2 separate regions of the Homo sapiens genome follow, and region 2 is linked to region 1. A link is an interaction called in ENCODE POLR2A ChIA-PET data of the cell type or tissue named here. Cell type or tissue: PC-9. All regions are shown on one strand. Links, peaks and the distances in the headings refer to the core of each region. The heading gives the core; the rest is flanking DNA. Region 1 has its middle 32 kb from the start of ENAH. Region 2 overlaps ENAH (ENAH actin regulator).

Region 1 (5,379 bases), core at 132-5,131:
CTGGAGTGCAGTGGTGCAATCATAGCTCACTGCAGCTTCCAACTCCTGGGCTCAAGCAATCCTCCTACCTCAGCCTCCTGAGTAGCTGGAACTACAGGCACACACCATTAAGCCAAGCCTAGCTAACTTTTTTTTATTTTTGTGGAGATGGGGTTTCACTGTGTTGCCCAGGCTGGTCTTTTTTTTTTTTTGAGACGGAGTCTCGCTGGGTCGCCCAGGCTGGAGTGCAGTGGCACGATCTTGGCCCACTGCAAGCTCCGCCTCCTGCATTCACGCCATTCTCCTGCCTCAGCCTCCCGAGTAGCTGGGACTACAGGTGCCCACCACCACACCCGGCTAATTTTTTGTATTTTTTAGTAGAGACGGGGTTTCACTGTGTTAGCCAGGATGGTCTCGATGGTCTCAATCTCCTGACCTCGTGATCCCCCCGCCTTGGCCTCCCAAAGTGCTGGGATTACAGGCGTGAGCCACCGCGCCCAGCCCAGGCTGGTCTTGAACTTCTGGCCTCAAGTGATACTCCTGCCTTGGCCTCCTGAAGCACTAGGATTATAGATGTGAACTGCTGCTTCTGGCCTCAACCAACTTTTTTTTTTTTAAACAAACAAAATAAAATTCAGTAGAGTGGAAAAACTTAGTATAGTAAGAGTAAGTTTTACCAGCCTGGGCAACATGGTGAAACCTTGTCTCTACAAAAAATACAAAAATTAGCTGGGCATGGTGGTGCATGCTTGTAGTTCCAGCTTCTTGGGAGGCTGAGATGGGAGGATCACGTAAGCCTGGGAGGTGGAGGCTGCTGTGAGCCTTGTGATTGTACCACTGCACTCCAACTTGAGTGCTGGAGTGAAAAAAAAGAAAAAAGAGTAAGTTTTGTTTCATAAATTGTTGGTTTCACATATGTGTGCACCATGTGTGTACAGTTGTGATGTAAAGTATTTATGGTACCTGTAAAATATGTGTGTATAAAACATATTACAGTTTTTTAAAGTTTGGAAACCAATGCCCTGTAGTGTAACTCTTTGACATACATACCTGGAGAAATGTAGAATGTTCATAATTCACAAGAGCAAAAAACTGCAGACAACTCAAATGCCCATTGCCAGGAATATGGATAAGTAAATTGTGGAGCATTAACACAATTGTCTATTACACAACAATGAAAAGGAATGAACTATATTGCTACATGCAGCAATGTGAGTGAATCCCAGAAACACAATATTGAGAGAAAAGAGCTGGTCACAGAAGACTAAAATAGTATGTTATTTTTATAAAACCCCCAACCAGCAAAACTAAACAAAACAACATATGCCATATGTGGCAAAACTTTTTTTTTTTTTTTTTTTTGAGATGGAGTTTCACTCTTGTTGCCCAGGCTGGAGTGCAATGGTGTGGTCTTGGCTCACTGCAACCTCTGCCTCCCAGGTACAAGCGATTCTCCTGCCTCAGCCTCCTGAGTCGCTGGAATTACAGGCACCTGCCACCACGCCCGGCTAATTGTTTGTATTTTTAGTAGTGATGGGGTTTCACCATGTTGGCCAGGCTGGCTTCGAACTCCTGACCTCAGGTGATCCGCCCGCCTTAGCCTTCCAAAGTGCTGGGATTACGGGCATGAGCCACTGTGCCCAGTCAACTTTTTTTATACCACATTTACTCCAAAAAATGTACAACTATGATATATCGATTAAAAAAGATAAAAGTTTTTAAAGGCAAAGAAGTCACAAATTTAGGAGAATGATTACCCCTGGAGGAAAGAAGACAGTTACTGGTAATGTTCTGATTCTTAAGTTGTTGAAAGTGGTTTTCCCATATGTTTATTCTATTATTAGTTTATAATTTACAGATAGATTTCATATGTATATATACATGTATGTAATACTTAAATCTATTTGATATTACATAAAACTAAAATTGATATAACCATGAAAACATCTAATGCACTGGCTCAAAAAACATCTGATTACAGTAAGCAAATATATTTCTTTCCCTCAAAATAGAGATTTCCATCAAAATCAACAAAAATGAACTAAAAAGGAGAGGAAGAAAAAGAACAGCCTGTCTAGGCTGTCGTCACTGGTTTTTTTTAAAGCATTGACTACATGGATCAGTACTTACTGTCATAGTTGGTAAATGAATCAGGCAAGACCCATGTTGAGGAGTAGAATGTTTTCTCCTGGGATCAACCTTTGAATGTTAAAGCAGAAAAGGTTCCAGAATAAATTCACCCAAGTTAGTAACAGACCATGTTCCCTGTCTACTTTTGTAGACTAAAACACATCATTTTCTTCAAGCTACATTTTTACACAAACCCATCTTTACCAGTAGGAGTGTAGCATGTAGCATGCACCAGACTGGACCAGGTTCTTTTGCAGACACAATTTTTTTTTGAGACAGGGTCTTGTTCTGTTACCAAGGCTGGAGTGCAATGGTGCAATCTCAGCTCACTGCAGCCTTGACCTCTTGAGCTCCAGTGATCCTCCCACCTTGGCCTCCTGAGTAGCTGGGACTACAGGTGTGTGCTGCCATACCCAGCTAATTTTTAAATTTTTTGTAGAGATGGGATCTTGCTATATTACCCAGGCTGGTATAGAACTCCTGGCCTCAAGTGATCCTCCTGCCTCAGCCTCCCAAAGCACTGGGATTACAGGTGTGAGTCACCAGTAGACACAATTTATTTACTGCTATCACTCAAAATTCAGTTGAAATGGACCTATTCTTTAAACTGAATACAAGCAGTGGCTTTCAGGCATGCATTTTGCTCAATAATTCATGAAGTATTCATGATTACTTATTAGTGAGAATAAAATAAAATTAGCCACATAGCAGCCCAGGAAATTTATCTGCCTAGGGTAATAAGCATTACTGCACTAAAGCAAATTTTCCTGTCTTAAAAGCCATCCCTAGTCCCAAGGATTTACTGGAATACAAGGATCAATTATGAACTGTTGGGCTTGCAGAGATGGACCAAACTTTCATTATCTTTGTGCTGTGGGTTGAATTGCATGTTTCCCCTACCCACCCCAGCTCACATGTTGAAGTCCTAAGCCCAGTACCTTAGATTTCCTTATTTGAAAATAGGGTCATTGTGTAATGCTTAGCATCGGGGCTCTGAAACTAGGGTCACTGCAGATGTAATTAGTTAAAGTATGATGAGGTCATACTACAGTAGGCTGGGCCCTGAATCCAGTAAAACTGGTGTCTTTATAAAAAGGGGAAATGTGGCTGAGTGCAGTGGCTCATGCCTATCATCCCAGCACTTTGGGAGGTGGAGGCAGAAGGATCACTTGAGCCTAAGAGTTTGAGACCACCCTGGGCAACAAAACGTGACCCCGCTTATACAAAAAATAAGAAATTAGCCATGTGTAGTGATGCACGCCTGTAGTCCCAGCTATTCAAGAGGCTGATGCAGGAGGATCGCTTGAGTCTGGGAGGTCAAGGCTCCAGAGAGCTATCGTTGTGCTACTGCACTCCAGCCTGGGTGAGAGAGGGAGACCTAGTCTCAAAAAAAAAAAAAGCTGGGGGAACACAGACACACGCACAAGCAGAATACCATGTGACAATGGAGGCAGAGACCAGGTGATGCGACAGAAGCCAAGGAGCACCAAAGACTGCCAGCAAACCAGCAAACCACCAGAAGTGAGAAGAGAGGCCTGGAACAGATTCTCCTTCTCAGCCCTCGGAAAGACCCAACCCTGCCAACACCCTCATCTTGGACTTCTCGTCTCCAGAACTGTGAGACAACAAATTTTGGTTGTTCTAATGTCACCGGCCAGGTCCAGGTCCGTTCTGCCTGTGCACAGTAAATCAATCACTGTGACACGGGTTTTGCAAAAGAGAAAAGATTTGTGAGGCTGCCAAGCAAGGAGGTGGGAGAACAGTTCTCAAATCTGCCTCCCCAAAGATAAAGCTTAGGGATATTGATGGGTTAGGGGAGTGGGGTTGTCTAAGGTGCAGGGAGAGGTGATTGGCGGTGGGGAAAAATGAAGTAATGGGTTCATGTTGTGCAAACATAGTTGGGGTTTGTGGCATTTTATAGGACATATGCACAGAAAATGGTGCTGCTAGCATGATCAGGAGGGTGGAGTTTTGGGCCCTCCAACATCAAAAGGCCACCTCTCAGGCACTCATGAGGGCCCAGTGCCTGCATCCTTCAATCCGAATTGAAGACTCCTCAAAATAAAACAGCTCTATTTGGGGGCATGAGCAATCTGTAATGAGGAGGAAAAATGAGGTTTTAGATGAGGACAAGAGACAGTTTTGGCACAGAGAGCAAGTTAGAATGAGGAGAGGACTAGCCGGATGCGGTGGCTCACGCCTGTAATCCCAGCACTCTGGGAGGCCGGGGTGGGCGGAAGAGTCAGTCAGTGGTCTCAACTAGTTTGAACTGAACAGGAGCGGGCCCAAGTTCCTGAAAAACAACCGAAGCAGCCATTACCATGGTAATGTATGAATGTTATATATAAAGTAGCCAGTGAAGGTTAAGTTTCAGAGTTCAGTGGCAAGACCTTCAACTACCACGGCCTTCTGCTTCATGGAAAAAGGAAAAAAGAAAAAGCTAGTGAGCAAAAGCAAGCAGGGCAGGCAGACCTGATCAAATTAACCCCTCGGTGCCACAAAGTCACCCAATTTGTGGTTTGTTCAGAAGCCCTAGCAAACAAATACACTTTGGTTCTTTAAGATTTAAGAAAATGCTTCATCTCTTAATGTAAATACTAAATATTGCCGTTGGGACTTCCGTAGGTTAACAGTCAATATTTAAAATTGGGAGACCTAGAATAAAGATTCTACTCTGGCTTTTAATTGGTCCCCTTCAGCCTCAGATAAGTCATGTCCCGTCTTTGGGCTGTGTTCTCATGTGTGACTTGGTCATGATACTAATATTTACCCCTCACCTCTCATAGTGCACTGTAAGTGAGCCCAGTGAAGTCACCCATGGGAAAGCCTTCTGTAAATTGTAAAGCCCTACACTACTATGTTAAATATTCTATTTTTCATCTATTGAAGTGCCGGCAATGATTATCAATTAACCTTCTAATGTACTGTACATATTAGGATGTTGAATGCTGGATCCCCAAATACTACCGCACAGCCTGTTGATAAGACATAGCCAAGTTCATTGCTTACTGTGGTTAGGGAGAACACCTCATCCATAGAGCTTTGATAGGGTCTTGGAGGGGAAAAGGTAAGGTTGGAATTTGTTGAGAATTTGAAATTTGGTTTAGTGCAGGTCTTTCGATGTGGCTTTGGTAGCATTGGGTAAGAATTACCCAATTCTTAATTTTTTGAAAGGGTGGTTTAGTGTTGGTGGCAACAGTTGGCCGAGGATTTTGAGACAGGGTTTCAAAGAATCTTAGGACATAAACAGTTGATGCTTTTTATTAAAAG
Region 2 (5,379 bases), core at 167-5,166, 68 kb after region 1:
ACATTTTTTTTTAGCTTAGTGAATTTTTAAAATTTATTATCATTTATGTACTTTTTATTTCAATACTTTTAGGGTACAAGTAGTTTTTGGTATCACCAGACATTTGATGTCTATAATTTATTTGGGAAGACACTGAGACTGCAGAATTGACCTGATAGCTGTGTTTTAAAAGCATTTCTCTGAGACCATTCAGGGTTTTAAATTGGGATGTCTGAGACTGAAGGCCCTTCTGCCCCAGGGATTCTCCTTAATCCCAAGTTTCTGATGGGTTTTCTCTCTATAGTCATCCTCCTTCCCCTGATCCCCAAAATAAGACTAGGGAGGTGGGAGTATTTTAGGGTGGTGTTTCTCTTTTCTGTTTTTGAGATGGGGTCTTACTCTGTTGCCCAGGCAGGAGTGCAGTGGCAGGATCTCAGCTCACTGCAACCTCTGCCTCTCAGGTTCAAGTGATTCTCCTGCCTCAGCCTCCCGAGTAGCTGGGACTACAGGTGCTTGCCACCATGCCCAGCTAATTTTAGTATTTTTTAGTAGAAACAGGGTTTTACCATGTTGGCCAGGCTGGTCTCAAACTCCTGACCTCAAGTGATCTGCCCGCCTTGGCCTCCCAAAGTGCTGGGATTACAGGCGTGACCCACCGTGATTGGCAAGGGTGGTGTTTTGCTAACTGTAGGTTAGTTTTTCTAACTGTAGGTTTTTAACAGGATTTATCACAAATGAAAGACAATAGAAAATATTCAGGAAACATTGCACATGGTAATGGCAAGTGTTTCATGAAACATTTAGTGTCTGTGCATTTGTGTGTGTGTGTGTGTGTACTGGGTTGTATATGCAGTGTATTTATTTATCACAGGCCTTAAACATTTGAGTAATGCTGATTTGGGAGATGAATTGATGTAGGCTTGGCATCTTGGGGATAGAAGGTAAGCCATTGTAGGGGTCCTCGGACTTCTTTAACCTTTTGCCCTCCTATTGTGGGCCAGAAAGTAGGCCTTCTCTCTCTCCACTGGTGCCATCAAACTCCTCTGAACTCTGGCTCATGTCTTTCCTTTACCTGCATGTAACGCAATGTAATTTAGTATAGAGTAGAATCCTTTGGAATTTTTTTAAAGGTGATTCCTGGTAGTTGCTGGTATAAAGGTGGTTAAAAACAGAAAACCTAAAGCACAGAGATAGTGTTCTCATTTAAGTGTTTTAAGTAGAACATGAAACTTTCTAAGTTGAGTTTTTGTAGAGTGATCACTGAGAATTCATCTATATTTCAGAGGAAAACAAGAAAGACTGGTAGGTAGGCACTTGATAGATTTGTGGAATGGGTGGAGACAGTTCTGAGCACCTGTCTAGGATCAGTGAACTACGTATTAGTGAATATGAAGCAGAAGTTGATAGTAGGAACAGAGAGGTGATTATCTTCCCCTTTTTTTCTGTGCTGTACTATCTTGGAGAGGTGAGGAGAAAAAGGTTCCAAATTGGCCACTAGATGATTGAAAGAAGTCCCTGTGGCCAATTTTGTATCTGGATGACCATTCTTTTTTAAGTGAGATGCGTGAACCTTTCATATAAAGAGCTGCTGGCAGGATATTGTTTTATTAGGTTTTAGGGATATTGGCCCATGGTTCACTTTTTCTTTCTCCCCAGTTTTTGGAAAAGTTGATTGCTAGTAAGGCTGATTGCTTTCAGGGAATTGTCATTTTCCTCCGGGGGATGTTTGGATGAGAATGGAGACCAGTTTGGCAAGGGCAACAGCTGTTGAACAATCTGTTTGGGATTAGGTGCAAGTTGGTATGTAGTGGAAATCTGCCTCCTGGTTCCTGAAATTATGTTCCTTTGCCTCAAGGATAAATGTTTTCCTGCTCATTCCAGTTACATTCACTTAGTTCTGGCTGGTAATGCTTCTGACTGATAACTTTCCTCTTTTAAGAGAGCTTCCTTGAAAGAATAATTGATAGCTACGATGAACAATTAAAAATGTTATGCCTTCCCTTAAGATTTTGCTCAGGATTTAATCATAGGTTGGTGGTAACAGAACCTTTCAGTTCAAAATTAGCTGTATATTATCTAACCATTTTGGTAAGGGGAGAGACTTAAGGTGCTTTCTGATGGTTTAGATGGCAGTATCACATGAGATTTATTCATATTGTGTGTTGGAATGTAAATTCTAATGACCTTTGGAAGCATTAGTAGTAAAATTTACTTAGCTGGCTATTCCTAAGCTTACTAGTGAGTTGGAGTTGCATGCGTGAATCATACCTCTGACCAGTTGTGATGATACAAATTAAGTTGAGTTTAAGGAAGAGACTAAATTAATTGCCATCCTGTCACCACACTGTCCACTTAGCACTGTACAGCTAAGATCCTTTCAGTTTTTTAAAAAATACTTTTTTAATACCACAGATATAAGAACCTGCAATGGGTGCTTTTAATTTGGGTTTATGCTGACCTTTATGTATCAGATAATGTGTCTAAATCCTGAGCCAGGATCCTAGTAACCCCAATTTCTATCTAAGCATAGTCTAAAAGCTGTCACTCAGTACTAGAACGTCTTTTGTGGTATGAAAGGATAATGTATAGGGCCTGGAAGTACACTTACATATTTGCTTATTTGGTTAGGTTGTTATTTTGTGAATAGAATTTAAATTCACTTTTAGAAGTAATGTCATAGTTGTCAGTGGACATGTATATTTCAACTAACTATAAGGAAGACAGATGGAAATGTCCTTTTCTTTTTCGTGTCTGATAATGCATTTGCATTTGTTGATCTGAGGTCAGCACTTAAGTTGGACATCTTCAAATCTTTTTTTTTTTTTAATTGAGATGGAGCCTTGCTGTGTTGCCCCGGCTGGAGTGCAGTGGCATGATCTTGGCTCACTGCAACCTCTGCCTCCCAGGTTCAAGCGATTCTCCTGCCTCAACCTCCCGAGTAGCTGGGATTACAGGTGCCTGCCACCACCTCTGGCTAGTTTTTGTATTTTTAGTAGAGACAGGATTTCTCCACTTGGCCAGGCTGGTCTTGAACTCCTGACCTCAGGTGATCTGCCCGCCTCAGCCTCGCAAAGTGTTGGGATTACAGGCCTGAGCCACCATGCCTGGTTTCAAATCTTAATTTAATGGGTGGAGTTAGTTTTCCAATCACTAGTAGAAACTCAGTAACCATAAATTTTGAATGCTTGTATTTTATTGGAGTCTGGAATTACCACCTCCAGAGATATTTAGATTGACTTTGTAGTTCTGATTGGTGGTATCACTTTTGATTTTTGAGCATCTCAATTAGCTTATCTTTTCCTAGAAGAATATTTTATCTTCAATTTTTATATATAGATGCAATATATAATTATAAATACTATATATAACATGTACTTGTGAATCCGCATTTCAACCATACATCAACATAGAGTAGTTGTAGTTAGGTTCCTTTTTAAATGTATTTTAATTTGAAATTTACTTGTATGAATAAACTCATTCATTAAATTTTTTTCTCAACATTATTTAATATTGACATATTGTCACCAGTGAGTCTGAAATAATTCTCATGCCTTAAATGTGACTATTTCAAAGTATTACTCTTTTTTTTTTTTTTTAAGTATTTATTGATCATTCTTGGGTGTTTCTCGGAGGGGGGATTTGGCAGGGTCATAGGACAATAGTGGAGGGAAGGTCAGCAGATAAACATGTGAACAGGGTCTCTGGTTTTCCTAGGCAGAGGACCCTGCGGCCTTCCGCAGTGTTTGTGTCCCTGGGTACTTGAGATTAGGGAGTGGTGATGACTCTTAACCAGCATGCTGCCTTCAAGCATCTGTTTAACAAAGCACATCTTGCTCCGCCCTTAATCCATTTAACCCTGAGTGGACACAGCACATGTTTTAGAGAGCTCGGGGTTGGGGGTAAGGTTATAGATTAACAGCATCCCAAGGCAGAAGAATTTTTCTTAGTACAGAACAAAATGGAGTCTCCTATGTCTGCTTCTTTCTACACAGACACAGTAACAATCTGATTTCTCTTTCTTTTCCGCACATTTCCCCCTTTTTCTATTCGACAAAACCGCCATCGTCATCATGGCCCGTTCTCAATGAGCTGTTGGGTACACCTCCCAGACGGGGTGGCGGCCGGGCAGAGGGGCTCCTCACTTCTCAGACGGGGCGGCCGGGCAGAGACGCTCCTCACCTCCCAGACGGGGTGGCGGTCGGGCAGAGACACTCCTCAGTTCCCAGACGGGGTCGCGGCTGGGCAGAGGCGCTCCTCACATCCCAGACGGGGTGGCGGGGCAGAGGCGCTCCCCACATCTCAGACGCCGGGCGGCCGGGCAGAGACGCTCCTCACTTCCCAGACGGGCTGGCAGCCGGGAAGAGGCGCTCCTCACTTCCCAGACTGGGCGGCCGGGAAGAGGGGCTCCTCACATCCCAGACAATGGGCGGCCAGGCAGAGACGCTCCTCACTTCCCAGATGGGGTGGCGGCCAGGCAGAGGCTGCAATCTCGGCACTTTGGGAGGCCAAGGCAGGCGGCTGGGAGGTGGAGGTTGTAGCGAGCCGAGATCACGCCACTGCACTCCAGCCTGGGCACCATTGAGCACTGAGTGAGGGAGACTCCGTCTGCAATCCCGGCACCTCGGGAGGCCGAGGCAGGCAGATCACTCGCGGTCAGGAGCTGGAGACCAGTCGGGCCAACACGGCGAAACCCCGTCTCCACCGAAAAAATACAAAAACCAGTCAGGCGTGGCGGCGCGCGCCTGCAATCCCAGGCACTCCGCAGGCTGAGGCAGGAGAATCAGGCAGGGAGGTTGCAGTGAGCCGAGATGGCGGCAGCACAGTCCAGCCTCCGCTCGGCATCAGAGGGAGACCGTGGAGAGAGAGGGAGAGGGAGAGGGAGAGGGAGACCGGGGAGAGGGCATCAGAGGGAGACCGTGGAGGGAGAGGGAGACCGGGGAGAGGGAGAGGGAGAAAAGTATTACTCTTAAGGATTTGTGTATGGAGAAGGGTATTGAGGTTGTGGAATAGAGGTAGGATTGGTGTTGGAGGAAGGGTTACTTACCTTATGGAATCGGAAATTTGAGACAGGTTTCTGAGTGAAAATAGGTAAATGTGGTATTGTAATATAATAAGAAATACATATTTGGTCTCTGTTCCTGGTTCCTGGCACACAGCTCTTAAAACCCTTGGACTGACCAAAGTACTGTAATAAATGTCTTTTTGTATGCTAATGAGATGACTGGTGGCTGGGGCTCCTGGATAGCTTCAGGGTGGGGGAGCTGGTTGCTAGGAGAAGCAACCAACCTATCTCCTGGGAGGGGAAGGGGAAGAGCCTGAAGGATGAGTTGATAACCAGTGGCCAGTGATTTAATCAGTCATGTCTACATAATGAAGCCTCTATACAAACCCAAAGGATAG

What was found. ChIA-PET counts read pairs that join two places held together with the same protein. Peaks named below come from ENCODE experiments on the same cell type or tissue, not always from the same donor. Only the 100,000 strongest peaks of a DNase experiment are listed, where the experiment ranks them.
Region 2: POLR2A ChIA-PET joins it to region 1 with 6 read pairs; 5 of 35 experiments call an interaction of 5 or more read pairs at or near these places.

What each region holds. Positions count from the first base shown.
Region 1 is chr1:225,682,732-225,688,110 of GRCh38, reverse strand. No RefSeq gene overlaps it. Among named protein-coding and RNA genes, the nearest start is that of ENAH, 32 kb to the right of the region's middle. In PC-9, for the core only: no CTCF peak of the experiment used is centred there; no DNase peak of the experiment used is centred there.
Region 2 is chr1:225,614,528-225,619,906 of GRCh38, reverse strand. All of the region lies in intron 1 of ENAH (ENAH actin regulator), which reads left to right. Among named protein-coding and RNA genes, the nearest start is that of ENAH, 36 kb to the left of the region's middle. RefSeq lists an enhancer at 4,351-5,181. In PC-9, for the core only: no CTCF peak of the experiment used is centred there; no DNase peak of the experiment used is centred there; H3K27ac peaks cover 644 bases.